Regions from separate parts of the Homo sapiens genome. Here regions 1 and 2 are each linked to region 3. The links are chromatin contacts, found by Hi-C or POLR2A ChIA-PET in ENCODE. All regions are on one chromosome and are shown on one strand. The core of a region is the stretch at or near the end of the contact, and the rest is flanking DNA. Distances in the headings are between cores, read along the strand shown. Region 1 has its middle 31 kb from the start of SLC35G2. Region 2 overlaps STAG1 (STAG1 cohesin complex component). Region 3 overlaps PPP2R3A (protein phosphatase 2 regulatory subunit B''alpha).

What was found. Hi-C counts contacts between places; a loop is a spot of excess contacts on that map. ChIA-PET counts read pairs that join two places held with the same protein, here RNA polymerase II (POLR2A). Pooled maps may share reads with other maps.
Region 1: a loop to region 3 is called in a pooled map, with 5 times the contacts of the local background. The contact joins two enhancer-like sites. A Hi-C loop is called at or near these places in 6 of 50 pooled maps. POLR2A ChIA-PET finds 5 or more read pairs at or near these places in 5 of 52 experiments (OCI-LY7, Panc1, activated T-cell and 2 more).
Region 2: a loop to region 3 is called in a map of K562, with 22 times the contacts of the local background. The contact joins two enhancer-like sites. A Hi-C loop is called at or near these places in 3 of 168 maps with a recorded cell type or tissue (Caco-2, K562 and naive thymus-derived CD4-positive, alpha-beta T cell), 3 of 37 single-sample maps with no recorded cell type and 10 of 50 pooled maps. POLR2A ChIA-PET finds 5 or more read pairs at or near these places in 2 of 52 experiments (WTC11 and activated CD8-positive, alpha-beta memory T cell).

What each region holds. Positions count from the first base shown.
Region 1 is chr3:136,785,982-136,790,328 of GRCh38, forward strand. No RefSeq gene overlaps it. Among named protein-coding and RNA genes, the nearest start is that of SLC35G2, 31 kb to the right of the region's middle. Within about 2 kb of position 1,655, at least 11 of the 41 ENCODE cell types and tissues checked have a DNase peak (open chromatin) inside an H3K27ac peak, as active enhancers do.
Region 2 is chr3:136,614,475-136,618,396 of GRCh38, forward strand. All of the region lies in intron 3 of STAG1 (STAG1 cohesin complex component), which reads right to left. Among named protein-coding and RNA genes, the nearest start is that of STAG1, 140 kb to the right of the region's middle. Within about 2 kb of position 1,882, at least 2 of the 41 ENCODE cell types and tissues checked have a DNase peak (open chromatin) inside an H3K27ac peak, as active enhancers do.
Region 3 is chr3:136,074,036-136,077,989 of GRCh38, forward strand. The region is part of intron 6 of PPP2R3A (protein phosphatase 2 regulatory subunit B''alpha); the gene reads left to right. Among named protein-coding and RNA genes, the nearest start is that of PPP2R3A, 110 kb to the left of the region's middle. Within about 2 kb of position 1,961, at least 4 of the 41 ENCODE cell types and tissues checked have a DNase peak (open chromatin) inside an H3K27ac peak, as active enhancers do.

The DNA.
Region 1 (4,347 bases), core at 405-2,904, 710 kb after region 3:
TCAAACTTCTGACCTCAAGTGATCTGCCTGCCTGTGCTTCCCAATGTGCTGGGATTACAGTCATGATAAACTTATTTTATTTTATTTATTTATTTTTGTGTGTGTGTGTGACAGAGTTTTACTCTGTTGCCCAGGCTGGAGAGCAGTGGCACGATCTTGGCTCACTGCAACCTCTGCCTCCCAGGTTCAAGCAATTCTCTTGTCTCAGCCTCCTGAATAACTGGGACTACAGACGCATGCCACCACACCTGGCTAATTTTTGTAGTTTTTTAGATACAAAAAAAGAGATGGGATTTCACTGTGTTGGCCAGACTGGTCTCGAATGCCTGACCTCAAGTGATCTGCCTGCCTCAGCCTCCCGAAGTGCTGGGAATTACAGGAGTGAGCCACTGCGCCCTGCCCGATTTTGTTTTGAATGGAACATGTGATCACTCTGATATTCAAAGGAGTAGTAGCAGAGAGCACAGGACTTGGTGCCCTCCAAAGCCTATGGGAGTCTTGAAGGATATTCCAAATGTGGAAAAAAAATATTTTTTTCCCAAGAAAATTTGTGCGTGTGAAAGAGTGTGTGTGTGTGTGTGTGTGTGTGTGTGTGTGTGTGTATGACTGTTACCAGAAGAAAGGGGATTGAATGTAGGAATGTGGAATGATAACTATGCACTACAACGATAAACAAGCGGAACTGAACTTAAAAACCAAAGCTTTCACTCTGCCAAAGACCAAATTTTTGTTAATGACCATACATGCCAAGCATTTGTGATTCTAAGCACTGCTTTCACTTTAGGATTAAAAAAATATCCTAGGAAGTGTGTTTGTTGCTTATTTGTTATCTGGTGAGTAATGGAATTACTTCAAGTAGATAATGAAAATCCGCTTTTTATTTAATATAAGAATTGCAGAGAGCAGAAACTAAAATCCTGTAAACAATTTCTTGCTGAGTCATTCACCCTTGCTCAAGACAAGCTTTCACTTTGCACTGAATTTTAATGTGATGTTTCTTCATCTTCCCCCACCTTCTGTACCATAGTCAGCTAGTCAGTAATTTCTCTTTGACCAGAGTGATACTGTCCTCCCAGAATGGTCAGGCAGACAGCTGAGACATTTCTAGGGATCTCCATACTTTTTCACTTCCAAGGATCCATTCATGATCTTTCTCCCAAGGATCCATGGGTGTAAGACCTCATTGCAACACAAACTATGCGTCTGGAAAATAATTAATTTGTGTCCTCAAAATTTATTAATTGTAGTAACCATGCTGGTATAATTCTAGCACAAACTAAAGCAGTTTTTTAGTTACTTTTAAAAGCACTCTCATGAGTTAAAGCGGGATTTCTATCAAGCTTTCTGAAATAATGAAAATGTTGGAAGTCATTAAATAACTTTATTCCAGGGAGATATATGTTTGCAAAGATAATTCTGGTTTGGGTAGGAGAAAAGCCAAGTCAGGGAGATCTGCCAGAAGACTGTTTTGGTAGTCCAAAGAGAGAGAGATTTGTTAATAAAGAGAAGCATGAGAAATGCCCTTTGGAGTAAAATTGACTACCTCAGAGTGTCTAGCTTCACTGTGCTAAATAAGGCAGGACCTGCTGTGCAGAGACCAAAACTAACAAGTCTCTCAGAACCACTGTACTCAGCATCTCCCCTGAACAGTCTGTGTAGCTGTCACCAGGTGGCACGTGGTAGGAATCTGGGTCATGCTGTGTAACCTTCCTGGTTAGGCCACGAAGAAGTGAGAGAAGTGCAGTCCATATGATTTGGTCCATAAATACAAAACTTCTCCTTGATATGAATTAACCAACTACTAACAGGGCCAAATGATAACATTCATGAGCTTTGGGCAGTTTTGAATCTGTGGGCCCTTCCCTCCATAATAAATATTAAAAATTATATTTTATAACTGCATTGGTATAAAGATGAATATAATCCATGCTGGTTTCTTTTTTTTTATTGTGGTAAAATATACATAACATTTCCCATTTTAACCATTTTTAACCATACAGTTCAGTGGCTTTAAGTACACTGGATTCTTTTTATATGTTTATTATTATTTATTTATTTTTATTTATTCTGATTTTAAAAGAAATTAAAATTAAAACATTCTGCAGGCCCTTAAAAGTATCTCGGTCCCTAGATACTGTGCTAGCTGTACCTAATGGATGAGTTGGCCATGACTATTAGATGGCAAAAAAAGGGCAAGAAAGAGCAAATTTGAAATGTACTCAAACTCATTTTACAGTTCACACACACAAAATGACATTCCAACTTGCTTTTCCTTTCTGCAGGGAGACATTAATCCTAGGAAGCAGTGTGTTTACTGGATGGAACACAGGACTATGGCACACTGAGATCAAGCATTATTTTTGTCCCATACTAGGTATGTATCATACTCAGCACAATGTGGAGCTCAGACAGGCCCATGCGAGGAGCCCAAGGGGGTCAGTGCCAGCAGACTCAGAAACAGCACCAGCTCCAGGCTAAGAGGTTGGGGCAGAGACTCCAGATGAAGGCCAGGACAGCTCCCAGGGGTCCAATAGGAATAATCCAAAGTTCAGTAGGGGACATATGTACCAATCATAGCCACAAACTAGAGAATGGAAACAAATAAACAAAGGAGGGAACTGAGGCAAGAAGACCAAATGCCAGTCAGGCCCGCTTGAGCCTCTTTTATTTTAAATGTTTTGAGGAGACAGAGTCTTGCTATATTGCCTAGGCTGGTCTTGAACTCCTGGCCTCAAGTGATCCTCCCACCTCGGTCTCCCAAAGTGTTGGGATTACAGGCATGAGCCACCATGCCTGGCCTGAGTATCCTTATTCTTTTTTTTTCTTTGAGATGAAGTCTCACTTTTGTTGCCCAGGCTAGAGTGCGATGGCGTGATCTCTGCTCACTGCAATCTCAGCCTCCTGGGTTCAAGCGATTCTCCTGCCTCAGCCTTCTGAGTAGCTGGGATTACAGGCACCTGCCACCATGCCCAGTTAATTTTTGTATTTTTAGTAGAGACGGAGTTTCACCATGTTGGCCAGGTTGGTCTCAAACTCCTGACCTCGGCCATCTGCCTGCCTCGGCCTCCCAGAGGGCTGGGATTACAGGCATGAGCCACCGTAAGCTGAGTCTCCTTGTTCTTACTGCAAGTGCTACTGTTGCCTGGAACTGTGTGCCCTTGGGCATTTCTTCTCTCCAAGCCTCCGATTGCCTATCTATGCAATTAGAAATTGGACTAATGACCCCTCAGATCCTATAAACCTTTTTGCCTGTTTCCAGCTTCTTAGTAGCCTCACCCTTTTTCCTGTTCTAGTACTAGATGATTGAAATTCAGAGATTAATGCTCAAGTTTTAGAGTAGAGGTTGCAAATTTATAGCTGCAAGGCCAAATCCAACCACAGGAGAACTTTGTTTGGCTTGCTCAACATCTTAAAATTTTGTCACGCCTGTGATCCCAGCACTTTGGGAGGCCAAGGCGGGCACATCACAAGGTCAGGAGATCGAGACCATCCTGGCTAACACGGTGACACCCCATCTCTAATAAAAATACAAAAAAAAAAAAAATTAGCTGGGTGTGGTGGCATGCGTCTGTAGTCCCAGCTACTCGGGAGCTGAGGCAGGAGAATCGCTTGAACCTGGGAGGCGGAGGTTGCAGTGAGCCGAGATTGCACCACTGCACTCCAGCCTGGGCGACAGAGTGAGATTCTGTCACAAAACAGAACAAAACAAAACAAAACAAAACAAAACAAAACAAACTTTGAATTAATTCCCAACATCCAAAAAATCAGGAGATGACTCATAAAAATCTGAATTTCTGCCTTCTCTTGAAAAGTTGTCAGCTCTCCATTCCTTGGCTTTGTGTTCCCACGTGACCTTTGCTGGAACTGAGTAGAATCTATCCCTTCTAGATGAGGCACAAATTCCCCAGGGTGCCACAATCTCCCCCAGCCTACTTCACTGTTGTCTTGTCCCTGTAGGCAGTTGGATGTGCTCCCTCTGCAGTCAAAGGTCAAAGTTTTTCTTACCTTACTCACCTCTCCAGGGCCCAGGTACTGTCCATTACTGAGGCTGCTTGAAGCTGAACTTCAGGCCTCCCAAGCCATCCCCTTGTGGCTAGGTCTGAACAAAGCCTTTGAGCACTAAGTCTTCCACAGCACATCTCCCGATGGTGACCATGATCCAATGAGTAGTTTTCCCTGTTACTCATCTGCCTCCTGATAGATGTACTACATCTGGAGATGTGGAATTCCTCTGCCAAGATGTGCTTCTGCCCTTTTGGGACATTGACTAGATAGTCCAGAGGTGCCTGCCTCCAAGGATCCAGTCATTTACAGGCTGAAAGGCTGAAGAGGGGAAGCATCAGCTGG
Region 2 (3,922 bases), core at 632-3,131, 540 kb after region 3:
TGAAAGAAAGCCTGCAGCAACACAGTAAGTAATGAATTTCATGGAAAATATGTTACATATACATAGGAAGTCATTAATCTTCACTGTTCCTATATAAAAATGATGCAATCTAATCTCAGAATTTACAGCAATCTTTAGGACAACTGTATACTATTCAATTTAAATGTGTATCTACATTTCTAGTAAACTGTTTTAAATACACAAATTAGCCCTGCTGTGTAGGAAAATAACTTATCCCAAATACTCTATTCCAAAGCTCTAGAATAGGTTAAGTTGCAGTATGAATGTGCAATGACTTTCCTAGAAGTTTTAAGAAACAAAGATACAAAAACATTCTTTAACCTTTGTGCCTTATCTGGCATAATGAGCTGTGAATGTGAAATAATCCACACCGTATCACAAATAATATATATTAACTTTTTTGGGGACTGCATAATGCAAAAATTTTATACATACACAATTAAAAGATAAAGAGATAAATACGTGCAATATAAAATAATAAACTATAGTATACAAAGATACTTTTAATGGAATTTTGGTTTATGATAAGTGCTAAAAACCTTCTAAGAGAAACATTATTTTTAGTACCGAGAAGCAGGAAAAGTTTCACAAAAAAATTATGCTGCAAGTTGGGACTTCATGAACTCATAAAATTAGTTAAGAATTAGTATTAGTAAGATTAGCATATGTAGAATTTAGAAAACAAGGGTTCCAGAACGAAAAAACACAATGAGCAATGGTGTGAATGTGGGAAAGCAAAAGCCATACATGAAAAAACAAGAGACAGATAGATACCTGACTAAAAAGTTGTGAACAGGGAAATACAATAAAATATTAGGTGTAATATTAGGTTAGTTGAAGATACCCCACACTTTTTCATAAAATGGCATTGCCTGTGAGCTGAGATCGTGTCACTGCACTCCAGCCTGGGTGACAACAAGACTTTGTCCAAAAAAAAAAAAAAAAAAAAAAAAAAAGGAGTGGGGGCACTGCCTGCTTTTTGAATAAGAAAAAACATATTCGTGGCCGGTCGGTGGCTCACGCCTGTAATCCCAGCACTTTGGGAGGCCGAGGCAGGCAGATCACGAGGTCAGGAGATTGAGACCATCCTGGCTAACACGGTGAAACCCCATCTCTACTAAAAATACAAAAAATTATCCGGGCGTGATGGTGGGCACCTGTAGTCCCAGCTACTTGGGAGGCTGAGGCAGGGGAATGGTGTGAACCTGGGAGGCGGAGCTTGCAGTGAGCCAAGGTCGTGCCACTGCACTCCAGCCTGGGCAATAGAGCAAGACTCCAAATCAAAAAAAAAAAGAAAATGAAAAAAAAGAAAAAACATATTCCCACCCGGCACTATTAAAAAGGATGAAATAGAAAAAGACAAAGACCAAAGGTAGGAAGCTAACAGTACAGCTGCCAATAAAGTAAGCCCTAAAGATACAAACTTGGGAAATGTAAAATAAAGGACAGATGTGGAAGACACAGTGAGCTTATAAAGTAAAAGTCATCAGACGCTGGGCGCAGTGGCTCGCACCTGTAATCCCAGCACTTTGGGAGGCCAAGGCGGGTGGATCACGAGGTCAGGAGATCAAGACCATCCTGGTTAACACGGTGAAACCCCGTCTCTACTAAAAATACAAAAAAAGTAGCCAGGCATGGTGGTGGGCACCTGTCGTCCCAGCTACTCGGGAGGCTGAGGCAGGAGAATGGCATGAACCTGGGAGGCGGAACTTGCAGTGAGCCGAGATCGCGCCACTGCACTCCAGCCTGGGCGACAGAGCAAGACTCCGTCTCAAAAAAAAAAAAAAAGTCATCAGACCTCAAATTTCAATAGATAAAGGAGACAGGACAAGAGACTTGGAGATGAGGAAATGTAACAATGACTCAGGTCTTAATTCTGTGTTCTTGGAACTGTGGTAGTCTTTAACATAATTAAGGAAGTCAGAACTAAAAACTAGTCTAGTCAGTAGAAGAAAATTCTAAATGAAAAATTAAGAAAACAACAAAGACAGCTTAAAAAGAAGTCCAACTAATATACTTCCTAAAGTGATCACAAAAGAGTGCACATTTAAGCTCCAAAAAAATTTTTTATAGAGATCTTTGTTTCTTAGAAAAATAAAAATAGAAAAAGTAGTACAGAAAATTATAAATAGGCTGGGCCCAGTGCCTCATGCCTGTAATCCAGCACTTTAGGAGTCCTACTGGGCAGACTGCTTGAGCCGAGGAGTTTGAGACCAGCCTGGGCAACATGACGAAACCTTGCCTCTACAAAAACTTAGCCGGTGTGGTGATGCATGACTGTAGTCCCACTCCAAAGGCTGAGGTGGGAGAATCACTTGAACCTGGGAAATCGAATCTGTGGTGAGCTGTGATCATACCACCTTTATTCACAAATAATGAACAATATAGAAAGTACTGATTTAAACTTCACCACTTAAAAATTAGAAAAGACTTAACCATTATAAGCAGTAACATAGCATATACCCATATATTTTGCTGTGTGAAAGGCAATAATATATGTCAAAAGCTTTCAAAACAAACAGCATATACTAACAAACTTCACTTCTAGAAATTTAGGATTAAAAAAAACAATGGCTATACAGCAAAACTTACTTGCAAAACAGTTCATGTCAGCATGGTTTAGAATAGTTAAGAATTTTTAACATAAATGCTCAACATGGCACCAACTCTGCAATTGGTTTGTCAGTGTCCCACATTAACTCCCTGGGCCTGGTCATTCAGTTTCCAGCCTCTGCTGAGTCCCTCATACTATTCCAAGTGTAGCAGGGGAAATTGAGAGGCCCTTCCTCAAGCTCTGGTCTTAATGGAGGTACAAGGGAGACATCTACAGGGAACCATGAGATCATTGGTGTTGGAAATGCTAAGTCAGTCCTTCTTTAGGCTGGATGTTGGTAGTGGTCATCACAAAGTCCATATATTTTATATCCAGGCCTTCACCTGGCCTATGGACTTATACCCATGTGCCTGGTTTATCAGTTCAATGGTTCTTCAGCCCATTACAGATAAGGAGCTATACTGAAGATCAAGGAGGAACCACTGGAGTCTGAATGTTCCTGAAAGATTGACTTAGTCCTAGCTTAGTCCTCATAAAACCTGGTAACAACAGGGTTGGTACTTTTACTCTCTATTTTACAGGAGTTATAACAGATTGTTAAAGGACAACCAAGAAAGGACAAAAGAAGTGACAGTCAGAGGTTGAGAGGAGCCAGAAAAAATCTAGCAGACATCTGCCACCACATTGTAACATGGTGGTTCCTATCACAACGCTGGGTCAAAAAGAGATTGATTTGATTTATAATGCTAAACCAAGAGGGTGGGCAAATAAAAATTTTGGTATTTAAAAGAAAAAAAAACTTTGGAATTTGAATATTATGAAATTCCCAACAGTCTACATTAAACTACCAAATAATTTTAAAGATCCAATTTTTATAAGTGACCTGTTAACTTACCCTTCTGGTACTCATTAATCTTTTGTTGTGCATTCTCCATCTTCTATGTATGAATAGACATTTAAAAATAAAAACTGTATCTTTTTATTGTTAGATATGAGTTCTAAATTTCTTTTCAAAGAAAAGTATGTTCAATTCTTTGCCTTCTACTTTTAAACTTAACTTCCTCATAAAGCAACCTTTTCCAATTACCTGCTCCACCCTGACTCATTCCAATCACCTGCTCCACCCTGACTCATTCCGATCACCTGCTCTGTCATAACCATTTTTCCCACCAAACCACTCACCCCGTCACTCTCTTTAAATTAGCCAATCGGAATTAGTTTAGCCTGGGTGGTCTAACCCTAGCCAATAAGGGAATGACACAGCAGCAGGCGCCACATGCGTCAGGGATAAGAACCCCTTCCCCTCCCTTGTCCAAGTGTGCACTCACCATTGTTCCATCTGTAAGG
Region 3 (3,954 bases), core at 711-3,210:
AATCAGTTACCATGTGACTCTATTGAATGTTATATAATCTTCGTGGCATACAGTATAGAAGAACAATTAATATGTTTGCATGCTAGTGTTACTCAGTTCTTTCAGTTTGCATTTGGAAGAAACCACTGACATAGAGTGTGATCCAAGTATTAGCTTATGTGAGGTACATATATGATGAAGGAAAGTTAGAAAACTTTTATTTTCTATGTATCATTGAAAATCTATGTTACAGGAAAGGCTGTTTGTTTAGTTAATTATTTTGTCAGCTGTTTTTAGACTGGAAAGACAGACCATCAGCTATTTGTACAGCAAAGAAGGACATCATTACCCAAAAAAAGAGATTGAACCTAAAGTCAGTCTGTATTCTTATTTCCAAAAAGATTTAGAAGTTGAGAAATAAGCCTTTGATATTGAATGAAAATGAAGATTAGAAATACCAGCAAATCATAGCCGTTGAGTGCAGTTTTGCATGCTGTGCAAAAATTGCCAGTGAATAAAAGGTTTTGCTTATCCAAACCAACATATGCCAACTTTTGAGGAAAGAAGTGCTAACTTGAGTTTTTAAAATAAGCGATGAGATTTAAAATACTTCTTTATGACACTGGTGCTGGCAGTAGAGATATTTCTGTGGCTTGCTCCAATGGTGTGTCTTAGTGATATATTCAGTATCTTGATTGGCCAGAATCCACCACTGTAGGCTGAAATGCCAGGATTTTCCTTGTGGAGGGCAAGGTACTGATTTTCCTAAGATGACTAAGCTATAGTGGAGACTGCTCACACTAAGAGCTTACCAACTCTTCCCCCTTGAAAACTTTTCCTCTTAAGAGAGAAAAAAAAATTTTTGTTAGATATATTTTTTAAAGTCCTAACTCTACAGAAGACCATAAGGAAATACTTTTCTGAGCCATGTTAACCAAAGAGTGAATTAGAAATCTGTTCACCACTCCTGCCAAGTGAGAGCCAGGCTTCCAGCATTGGAGTTTGTTCTTCTGTACACATACATAGTAAAAATTATTTGTAACTTCTATGTCTGTATTTAATTCATTTTTCAAAAACTATATGACAGAGCCATCAAACATTTCCATTCCTGGTGACCTATACTTGTGAATTAGAGATTTCTAATTCAATAGATACCAAGAAGAAAGGAAACTGACTTACAATTTAACTTATATATCAAGTTGACTAAAGATCCCTTGGTGAAAAATGGTCAGATTTCATTTATTTCACTAGCAGAAAATAGTTATTCTAATTATGATTTATTGTAAAATTTTATTTGATATTTTAAATGATGATGAATTTTATTTACCTAGAAGAGAGCAGTTAGAAAAACAATAATTAGTGTAGAGTCAGCAGCTACATGCTTCACCACTAGATGGTGCTCCTGCCTCAGCCATCTAAAGTGCTGAATCAGTGATGTGGAAACCAACAAATGTGCTGATGAAGTGTGGCCACTGAATAAGGAGATTTAGGCTATGGAAAAATGGAATACAAATACATTGTCTTATAGTATTAGATAAGTAGGTTAGCACAGGCTAAAAATAGGAAATGCCTAACAGTCAAACTGTTTGCAGATTTTAAAAATTCAAAAAGAAGAGGAGAAAAATAAGCACGAATGGATACAGATTATAAAGTTTTATAATTTTTAACACAGTAATTTCATAAATAATATAAAGTATTTGAGTATATAAATATAAATTTTAGATAGAAAACTCATACTTTAAGATAAATTTACATTCAGAATCAAGAAATAAGGACAAAAATCTTCAATAGAAAAATGTGGTTTAATAATATATATTGAAATTGACTTTAACTTGAGAGAGGGGACATGGAATTATGATAAATCAAATTCTTAATGTTTATTTTCGTACATAAATTTTCTGTGCTAAAAATCCTCCATCGTTTTTACATGAACTTCCGCCAAGCTAGTGCTAAGAATACAGTATTGAGTAAGACATGTTCTCTGTCCTCAGTGACCTCAGAGTCTGAGTGGTTGGGGCCAGTAGAGAAATTAGGCACTGCCTAGTCCCAGCTCCCACCTAATTCAGGAATCCTGTCAACTTCTTCCTAAATACTTGTGGTGAAAAGATGAAAAGAAACCCAGCCACTTCATACAAACTCATTGCTTTATAGGGCTAATTTTAGGAAAGTCTTCCTTATATTGAAGCATTTCAGTATAAATGCATTTCTGTCTAGCAGTTGTAATTCTTCCCTTTGGTGAAACACAGAACAAGTCAGCTTCTTCTTCCGCCCAATAGCCACTCAGATCTTGATCACATCTACACTCTAGTCTTATTTTTTCTCAAGATTAAACATTACTACATTAGTAGCATCTTTCACAATCATTTTGAATATAGTTACACTTACCTGTTTTGTGGTTTTTGCACATTATATATGATTCTATCTATAAATAATAGACAAAAATACTGATATATGTGAAATACTAATTAGAGACCTTTCTTGGGTTGACATTCATCTGCTATGCAAAACTCTGAGTAGAGTTCTTCAAATAGTTATGAAGCCAACCCGTATTTCTCTAACACAAAGATAATACAAAAATCTTTGTTATGTAACTTTCAAACCTCATTATTTTATCAAGCAGTTATGGACCACCTGATATATAGAAAGCACCGTGGCTGGGCGCGGTGGCTCACGCCTGTAATCCCAGCACTTTGGGAGGCCGAGGCGGGTGGATCACAAGGTCAGGAGATGGAGACCATCCTGGCTAACACAGTGAAACCCCGTCTCAACTAAAAAACAAAAAATTAGCCGGGCATGGTGGCGGGCACCTGTAGTGCCAGCTACTTGGGAGGCTGAGGCAGGAGAATGGCGTGAACCCGGGAGGTGGAGCTTGCAGTGAGCCGAGATTGTGCCACTGCACTCCAGCCTGGGCGACAGGGTGAGACTCCGTCTCAGAAAGAAAAAAAAAAAAAAAGCACCATATAAGTTACTGGAATACAAGTCAAGAAAGACCTGGTCTCTTAGTGTTTGGAGGTGATGATGGTCAGGTGCACCAGCGTTTGGAATGTAACCACAGGGACAGCTAAAGGAGGCTCAGGTGGCAGTGGGAGCACAGAAGGCAGAGCTCTAGTCAGTCCCTGTCCTGGGGCCTCCCATGGAGCGTGGCACTTGAGCTCAATTCTGTAGGGTCAGAGGGGTTAGCACTGATAGCAGGGGTGGGGTAGTGAGCGCTGGACAGCTGAAATCTAGACCTTCATCCTGATGCTAGTTTTTCCCTGTTTAGAACAGTTGAAGAATCACTCTCTCTGCTGAAGAATCCAGAAAAGAAAGGTGGTTTAGTCCCTCATTAGGCCTACTATTGAGAAAGATGTCCAAATATCTTGCCTTATTTGTTCTTCTCGCACCAAAATATCTTGAAAAAGAGATCTAATTTCTTCCATGATAAAACCACCAAAGATACAGGATTTCTGTATTATTAGACTATCAAAATAAAAGCAGAATGCACCCCCCCACCCACCCAAAAAAATAAAGCTGCTCAAATTGCTCTTTTTACCACTGCTTCCTTTGGGAGAAGAAAAATAATCAGTGAAAGGGAAATGAAGTGGGTAGGAATGACTGCAGGTAAAATTGTTAAGAATGCACTGTGACCTCCTACCTCCAGGATTGCAGCTTCCATCTTCCTTCTCTGGTCTTCTCCTACACCACAGCACACACATCCTCAATCTAGACACATTTGCTTCTTATCTCCTCTTCTCCCATTCTATCCAAGGTTTTCTCCAGAGTTGCAATTCTGCTAAACCCATTAAAACACCAGCTAATAACAAAGATGTTCATGCCCAAATAAAAGTTAGGATATAAATTATCCCAGATGTATTTGAATTTCCATAGAGTCTAGAAGACCGAGAGTCTTCAAGACTCAAGTGAATAAGGCTATAATAACCAGAATAAGGCCCTCTTGAATCATACCACCTTGATAGCCACCCTTCTGACCAGTTA